2 separate regions of the Homo sapiens genome follow, and region 2 is linked to region 1. A link is a loop called in an ENCODE intact Hi-C map of the cell type or tissue named here. Cell type or tissue: heart left ventricle. All regions are shown on one strand. Each heading gives the region's core, and the rest is flanking DNA. Links, peaks and the distances in the headings are about the cores only. Region 1 has its middle 6.0 kb from the start of PIK3CG. Region 2 overlaps LINC02577 (long intergenic non-protein coding RNA 2577).

The links. Peaks named below come from ENCODE experiments on the same cell type or tissue, not always from the same donor. Only the 100,000 strongest peaks of a DNase experiment are listed, where the experiment ranks them.
Region 2: it touches region 1 in a loop (6-fold over the local background); 2 of 110 quality-filtered maps call a loop at or near these places.

Annotation. Positions count from the first base shown.
Region 1 is chr7:106,857,038-106,861,433 of GRCh38, reverse strand. No RefSeq gene overlaps it. Among named protein-coding and RNA genes, the nearest start is that of PIK3CG, 6.0 kb to the left of the region's middle. In heart left ventricle, for the core only: no CTCF peak of the experiment used is centred there; a DNase peak (open chromatin) is centred at 2,263.
Region 2 is chr7:106,809,858-106,814,253 of GRCh38, reverse strand. The region is part of intron 1 of LINC02577 (long intergenic non-protein coding RNA 2577); the gene reads right to left. Among named protein-coding and RNA genes, the nearest start is that of LINC02577, 37 kb to the right of the region's middle. In heart left ventricle, for the core only: no CTCF peak of the experiment used is centred there; no DNase peak of the experiment used is centred there.

The sequences.
Region 1 (4,396 bases), core at 195-4,194:
AATCTTTGCGTGATACTTTATTTTTATTTTATTTTTTATTTTTGAGACAGAGTCTAGCTCTGTCTCCCAGGCTGGAGTGCGGTGGTGTGATCTCAACTCACTGTAACCTCCACTTGCCAGGTTCAAGTGATTCTCCTGCCTCAGCCTCCCGAGTAGCTGGGATTATAGGCATGCGCCACCATGCCCAACTAATTTTTGTATTTTTAGTATAGACTGGGTTTCACCACATTGGCCAGCCTGGTCTTGAACTTCTGACCTCAAGTTATCCACCTGCCACAGCCTCCAAAAGTGCTGAGATTACAGGTGTGAGCCACCACACCTGGCCTGCATAATACTTTAGACCTTTTATGATTTATCCCTTATGAACTATCCTTAACTCTTTCTTCCAGATTCTCCTCTTCCAATTCCCTTCCATGATTGAATTCCACCAATTTCTGCTTTCATACCTTCTGTGTTCCACCACACCTCTGTGCCTCTGTGTGCCACTCCCTATGTCCTATTCCCTCCCCTCATTCTCTCTCCTCTCCCTCCCCCTTCTCTCATCCCCTCAGCCATTTGACCAGCTCCTGCTTCATTGGTATTCAGAGTGAGTAACCTCCACTGAGAGGGCTTTCTGGTCAGGAAAGCATAGGGTTAGGGAAGCTTTCTCCCAATAGTAACCACCACAATAACAATATCACCACCAATAAGTGGAAGCTCTTCTTTAGGGAAGGGTCTCACTCTGTTGCTCAGGCTGGAGTACAGTAGTGCAATCTCAGCTCACTGCAGGCTTGACCTCCCGGGCTCAAGTGATCCTCCCATCTCAGCCTCTCAAGTAGCTGGAACTACAGGTGTGAGCCTCCATACCCGGCTAATTTTTTGTATATTTACTAGAGATGAGATATTGCCATGTTGCCCTGGCTGGTCTGGAACGCCTGGGTTCAAGTGATCTGCCTGCCTTGGCCTCCCAAAGTGTTGAGATTACAGGCGTGAACCACTGTGCCTGGCTCACAAACTCTTTTATGGCACTTTCTTTGAGTCTTACGTTGATCTAAGAACTTTAGTACATTCATTCATTTAATCCTCACATCCTTCCAAGGGGAGAGGCACTACTATTGTCTCCACTTACAGGTGCTAAAAGCAAGGCACAGAGAAGTTGAGTGGCTTGCCCTTGGTGCCACAGGTGGTAAGTGGCAGTCATCATAGCACTTCTCCTGGGTGAGGACAGCTGGTGACTGGGCTGCCTCCTCTACCCGACTGGGTTCTTTGAGTGACTGCTCTGTATTGACTCGCTGTATTCCCCAGAGCTTAATACAGTGCTTGCCACATACAAAGCCAAGGCCTTGATAAATGTTGGTGGAATGGTTAGTTTGTATAGAGTCTCTCTTTTTGGAAGCCATTGGATTCCTTTGTATTTACAGGAAGCAATGGGAGTACTGAGTGATATTCGCAAAGCCTCCCAGACTAACCAAAACCCAGACAGCCCCTCCCTTCCATGTAACCATGTAACGTAAAACTCTCCAATCTGCCTCCTCTTCAAACCTTGCAATGTGAAACTTGGGAGGAAAATGGTCTGTAGGGTGTGGAACTTAGGAGGGAACCTAGTTTGACATTATAAGAAACCACAATCCTTTAGAAACATCTCCTTTATAGCTCTTATTTGGTCCAATTTAGTAGTTTTCTTTGTTGTTCCATTCCTAATATTGACTGAAGTATAAGACCAAAGACCGTTGGTACCGTGTCCTGTGAGCCAGAAATCCTCCCATGGAATGGATATCCAGACCCATCCCTGAGTCCCTGCCTTCAGAATTACCTGCTTGCTGCTAAGGAATTTTATCTACCTACCTATGCACCTATCTAGTCACCTACCTAACTGTCTCATCCACGTCTCACACACACACCATGATCCTGACAGAGACAAAGCTGATTGCAATAAGGGAGTAGTTTCCGAACCAAATCTGTTTCCTTCCTTCATAGGATTTTCCCTGTTCAAGAGCATAGCAGAGGGTCCTAGGAGAGAGGAAGAATGAGTAGACCAGCTTAGTTGGAGTCTGCTCTCAAATCCCTGGCCCTGAGGCTGGAAGGGAGATTATAATAGGAGCTGCTTCTCAGGCCTTCTTAGGGAACATTGTTCCTTCCAAAGCCCTGGGTTCTCAGCTTTGAGTCTGGCAGGAGTCACATCCAGCTGGAAGGAAGCCAAGAGGGTGCCCCACCTCTCCAGGTTCAGAAAAAGGTCACAGGAGCAAAGCAGGCTTGGGCTGGGAAGTGGGTGTTGGGGCTGGCCGGGAGCCAAGTGCTTTTCTGGTCCCCAGGAGGGTGAGCCGGGTCACTGTGAGGCCACGGCCCTGCACCTCCTTCTTCTTCTTTTCAAGCAAAAATCAACTTTATTCCAGTGGCCTCTGTACTGCTTTCTTCTCTGATGGGTAGACAAGGACCTTGCGGGCCACGGGCACTAGCTCCTGCAGGGACCTGGGGCGGGACAGGAAGGGATCTCTACCTGCCTTGCTCTATACCTAGGAGGAATATTTTTGCCTTCAAAGCTTGGCCTGCATTTTCTGGAATTACCCATCATGTGTGTCTGTTGAATCAAGTGAGAATTTTCTGCAGATTGGGAAATGCCTTGCAGGGTGTGTCTCAGTGAGGGCTCGAGTTCCCCCGGGTGTGCCCCTCTGCTGCCATAGCGGTTCTCATTTTCTTTTCAAATAGATGCCTTGGCAGTCTCCATTCCTCCAGCCTTTTTCATTCTCTCCTCCTCCCCTCTTGCCTCCTTTTCTTTTAAAATAGTATGTACAACCTGAAAGGGAGGAGCTTCTGGGTTGCTGGTAGTTTCTTGATGCGGTGCCGGCCTAGCTTATGATCAGTTTGTGGAAGTTCATGAAGCTTGGCACATACAAAGCTTGTGCACTCAATGATCACTTTTCTGTATGTGAATGTCAAAAATTAATTTTACCTGAAGATTTAAGCTACTTTCCATACTTTCATACTTTTCTTTTTTTTTTTTGGAGACAGGTTCTCACTGTGTCTCCCAGGCTAGAGTGCAGTGATGCAAACAGGGCTTATTGAAGCCTCCATCTCCCTGGCTCAAGCAGTTTCTCCCACCTCAGCCTCCCAAGTAGCTGGGACTAGAGGTGGTGCACCACCATGCCTGGCTAATTTTTAAATTTGTCATAGAAATGGGTCTCGCTGTGTTGCCCAGGCTGGTCTCGAACTGCTGGCCTCAAGCAATCCTCCAGCCTTGGCCTCCCAAAGTGCTGGGATTACAGGCATAAGCCACTGTACCTGGCCATACTTTCTTAAACAATTAAGAGTGTTCCTCGCCCACCCCACCCTCCTTTTCCTGCTACATTCTTGCAGACTCCTTTCCATGTGAACCTTGATGTTTCAAGTGGAGCCTAGTTTGGAATTGTTGGGTTTGCCTCTCATAAGCTCTGCCCTTGGCATAGTGGCTCCATCTTTATATTAGCTGGGGGCCACGGGTAATTCAGACTCATTTGGAGGGAAAGGGGTCTTCCATTCAAGCTGATGTTGTGGCATTCCATTCAATTATTCATTGACTTATGCAATAAATGAATGCCATGAGTGCATTGTGTTCATGCATTCATTAAGCATTTGTTATTGAATATCTTATATAATGGCACATGGAGTTTCTGTGTGCATGGAACTTGAAACCTAGCAGGGCAGAGAAGATATGCACCTGTCATCATCACAAAGCATGGCATGTAAGAAGTGTCCTCCGGGCTGTACAGGGAAAGGGCTGCAGGAGTCACAGCAGGATGCTGCCCTTTCCAACTGAGCCTTCCAGCAGAAAGGCCGCAGTAGAAGTGGCAGGGAGAACAGCGCAATTCAGCTAGGCAGGGGTGAGGGGAAAGAGCATTCCAGAGAGGGAATAGTGTAAGGCAGCCAAAGTTCAGAAGAGTGAAATTCATTCACTTAAGTAGCCTTGAATGGGAGAGGAGGCCCAAGGAGGGTGGGCTCTGGTCAAGCCATGGTGTTCCTGAGAAGGCCATGGCAAGAAACATGGCCTTCATTTGTAGACATTGGTAAATAATTACGAAGAACTAAATTGAACAGGGTGGAAGTGGGAGTAGGTGAGGGGATGCAGTACATCTCTAAAGACCCCCTGCTTTCTTTTTAAAATCATGGCTTTATTCAAGTATACTTAACATTCCACCCCCACCCCTGCCAGTTTTAATCTTTGACATAGTTCTCTGAGACAAATGAAATAGTCTTAACATATTCATTATGTTATGCTAACTGTGCTGATCGCTGTAACAAAATCTCAGTGGCATATTTCTTTTTCACCCTATAGTCCCATGCAGGTTGGATGGAGAGGAGCTGTTCTAATCATTCATTCTGGACCTGCCTCCTTCTAGTTGGTGGTTCTGATTTTCCCTTGGGCCTTGAGTTCTCCATTCGG
Region 2 (4,396 bases), core at 218-4,217, 47 kb after region 1:
TAACTGAAAATCCAAGAGAATCTAAAAAGAGACAGTAAACTTTCTAAAGAAAGGTATGTAATGAGGTCATAGTGTTGCCGAGATGACAGTCAATGTCAGTTACTGGATGTTCTGTTGCAGAGGTGACTAGATTCTTGTCACTGTTTCATGCTGAAACTCACAAATGACTGCCAATCACAATTGTGCCAAATGATTGGCACAATTTGAATATGCCAATCAAAGTCACAAATGACCCAAATGACTGGGTTTACGTTTGTGGGGAATCTTACTGGGAAGTGTCGTTTTACAAATTCTTTCTCCCGATTATTTCATCTGATGCAACTTCTGGTAACCTCCTTCAACTATCTTGTTACTGTCCCCCAATTTCTCTGGTCTTTTGCACCAGAAGGATGGACAGGAGGTGGTGGTGGAAGAAGCCAAATAGAATTTGCTAGCAGGAATAGAAGGTGACTCATTTTCTCCCTTCCTTTCTTACTTATTCCCCGTGATAAATGTTCCAGGACTTTTCCAGTTGAAAGGAGAGAAGATGAGACATAAGTTATAACGGTCCCACTGTGTAATTTTTAGTAGGTAATGAATGCTTCACAGCTTTGTTTTATTAGGAAATATGCATGCTATGTTAATAAAATGGGTTGTGGAGTTTGAAATTTCATTAATGAACATTAAATATTATCAAAAGGCTAATAATTCATTATAATTTTAAAATTAAACATGAGCTCATCAAATAATTTAAATCATTTAATCTAGTAATGTTGAGATGAATTGTGGGGCAATGCTCTTCAGTGCATACTATTTTATTTTATTTATTTTAATTTTTTTTTTAGACAATCCCACTCTGTCACTCAGGCTGGAGTGCAGTGGCGTGATCTTGGTTCACTGCAAACTCTGCCTCCTGAGTTCAAGCGATTCTCATGCCTCTGCTTCCTGAATAGCTGGAATTACAGGTATGCACCACCACGCCTGGCTAATTTTTGTATTTTTAGTAGAGACAGGGTTACAGCATGTTGGCCAGGCCGGTCTCAAACTCCTGGCCTCAAGTGATCCACCTGCCTCGGCCTCCCAAAGTGCTGGGACTATAGGCATGAGCCACGGCACCAGGCCCATACTATGAAAACACCCACACACACACATACACACACACACACACATGCACACACACAAAAAAACCCCACAACTGTTAATGGACAATGAAATATGTAACAGTGTCTTACTTTATTTTGTGCTGCTGAAACAGAATACTTGAGACTGGGTGATTTGTAAAAACTAGAAATGTATTTTCTTACAGTTCTAGAGGCTGGAAAGTCCATGACCAAGGAATCTGCAGGTTCAGTTGTCTGGTGAGGGCTGCACACCAGAGAGGCACTTGGAGTGGGGGATGATGAATTTAGATTGGGGTGGTTAAAGAAGACTCCTCTAAGGAGGCAACATTTGAGATAAAAGGAGAATGATGGGAACCCAGCCTTGTGAAGCTTGAGGGAAGAGCTTTCCAAGCAGGAGAAATAGCTTGATCAAAGGTCCCTATAGCAGGAACAGGCTTGATGTGTTCAGTATTCCATGATGGGAAGAATGTACATTTATATCACTATTAGCTTTTAAAATCATCTTTAAATTATTATATCATGTCTGTAGTTAGTATGTAGACAGCACAGTGAGGTGCCACCCAGTGAGAGCCATATTAAGGGGACAGACCAACCAGACATAGAAAGATGGGCACCATTTTTTAAGAGGTGTTAAAGCATCACTGGAAAACATTTGGAATGTGGCACCCCTAAACTCAGGTCTCCATGTACAAGTCCTTCTTTAAGTAGTGAAGCTTAGGGACCAATGTGATGGTGAGGTATCTGAGGGCATTGAAGTCTCTGAAGTCTTTTTGGTGCTCCTTGTCAACTGCTTTCTCAACGGCCTCTGCCGGTAGGATCCAAGGATGCAAGGATCCAACCCCAGTTGGAGCTGTCATACCCTGGGAAGGAAGGAATGAGTTACAGAGCATGGAGGCTGAGCTTGTGTGTGATTTTCACTCTGTTGCTCAGCCTTTCTTCCCTCCCTGCTGGGTGTGGCAGCCAGAATGTAGTCAGAAGTGCAACCCATGTGAGGAGCTCGTGGCAAACCCTCAACTGCTTTATTTAGCAGTAGACCTCACTGAGGCCGGGGAGGAGGAAGGATGGGGCTGGCTGCTCTGCTTAACTGTACATCATCCTTTTTTTTTTTTCTTTTTTTCATTGGTATTTACCTCATGGCCCACCTTGTTTCCAGATCTTGCAGCTTTTGAGCAAGAGGTTTTTCTGGAGCTCTGTTGGGGAAGGCAACTTACTTAATAGAATGAAGGCTCTGCTTGGCTTTCCTTTAATCTGATCCTAGATTTTTCATATTTTCCAAAAAGCCTCAAAGTTTCTGGAGTAAAATGGTGTCTGTGGCAGAGACTGCTGGTTGTCTACTCCCAAATATCTCTCCTTTAATAAGAGAACCCCAAATTCCAGCTGGGCACATGACTGCCAAGCTAAACAAACAAACAAACAAACAAACAAACAAACAACCCACAAAAGAACAACAACCCTACATTCCCCAAATTATTTGCAGTCAGATATGACCCTGTAACTAAGTTCTGACCGATGAAACATAAACAGAAATCGTGTGGGAGTACACACTAATATCTTTAAAGAGAGAGAACATGGCCTCCTTTCTTTTTTCTTCATCTTTCTGCCTGAGACACGAATGCAATAGCTGGAGCTCTAGCAATCACATTGAACCACAAAGAAGAATGGTGGAGGTAAAAACTGGAAGAAGCCAGGGTCTGTGATAATCACCATAACAGCTCTGAAATGCTTATTTCTAGATTTCTTTTATGTGAGAGAAAAAGAAACTGTTTTGTTTAAGCTACTGTCATTTTGTGCTGGTTCTATAGCCAAATCTAATTCTAACTGATATAGTTCCCTTTTTGTTTTTTAAGAACCTATTCAGAATTACACACATACACACACGCACACATACAATGTGTATATATATATATATATGCATATATACATATATATGTGTATGTATATATAGAGTATATCTATATATACGTAATGTCATTTCACTGGGAAGTGAGGAAAACTTCTTGAAATGGAAACTTGCATGCAAAGATTGTCTCAAAAAGAATGAAAAAATTACTTGAATCATGATTTTGTATTTTTTTCTTCATAATTTTTTCATCCTCCTATATCCTTACAGAGTAAGTGCTTAATAAATCTTTTGACTTTGAAAACATTGCAGGCTCATCATTATTATAAAATGTAATTTTTAAAATATTAAAAGTTACATAATGAAAACAATTGTAGACTTGGATTCAGAAGATGTGGTAGATAGTGGTGGTGCTTGGCCCAGAAGTCCATTACCTGGCCATGGTACCCATCTTCCAGGTGCTGTAGACTCCATGAGTGTAAGCTCCTTGCCCAGAGATGCAGCTTCCATCCACCAGGGGTGGGGTGGGGTTGGAGGGCAAGAGGCAATGAATGATTGATAAAGGGATATAAAAGCCTCGCTCTCTTGTCTCAAGGCAGGAAAAATTTGTGGAGCACTCATGCTCCAGAGCTCCCCACGGCATCAGGCTAGTGATAAACTCTAGCTGACCCATATCTTAGCCCAGCCCCTTCCCCTGTCCTATTCTACTTCCCTTATGCACATACAGGTGTTCGCTCCCTCAATAAATTACTAGCATGAGAATCCTCATGTCAGGCTCTGCTTCTAGGAAACTTGACCTAAGAGGGAAGATGTAGGTGGCTGTCTCAGTTTTTCTGTATAGCCTTAGGAAAGCCACTGGATTTTTTGAGCCCTTTTCTCATAAATCAAAATGAAGAGAATAACACTCTGCCTATGGGCTTTTTGTGAAGCTTAAATGAAGTAATTATATGTAAAAGCATTTTTTTGTGGGCAAATATATTATTAATAACTAGTATTTAGAAAAATAGAATGTAGTTGTGAACAAACTTTCATAGAAATAGATTTTAGGCATCAAGTACTTGCGCTTTATGGTAACTATATTTTTACTACTGGGTATGCTATTTCATCTATAACTTACTATACTGTATATAATACTAATACTTAGTCACCAATTTGTTCCTTGCTGATTGCTTCTCAATTGTATTCATCAGTCTTATCAATATTTATGGAAATTTGTTACTTTTTTCTACATATGTTTGACAAATAGTTATTAAATTTTTATTTTTTTGAGATGGAGTTTCACTCTTGTTGTCCAGGCTGGAGTGCAATGGCACGATCTTAGCTCACTGCAACCTCCACCTCCCGGGTTCAAGTGATTCTCCTGCTTCAGCCTCCCGAGTAGCTGGGATTATAGGCACCCACCACCATGCCTGGCTAATTTTTGTATTTTTGGTAGAGATGGGGTTTTGCCATGTTG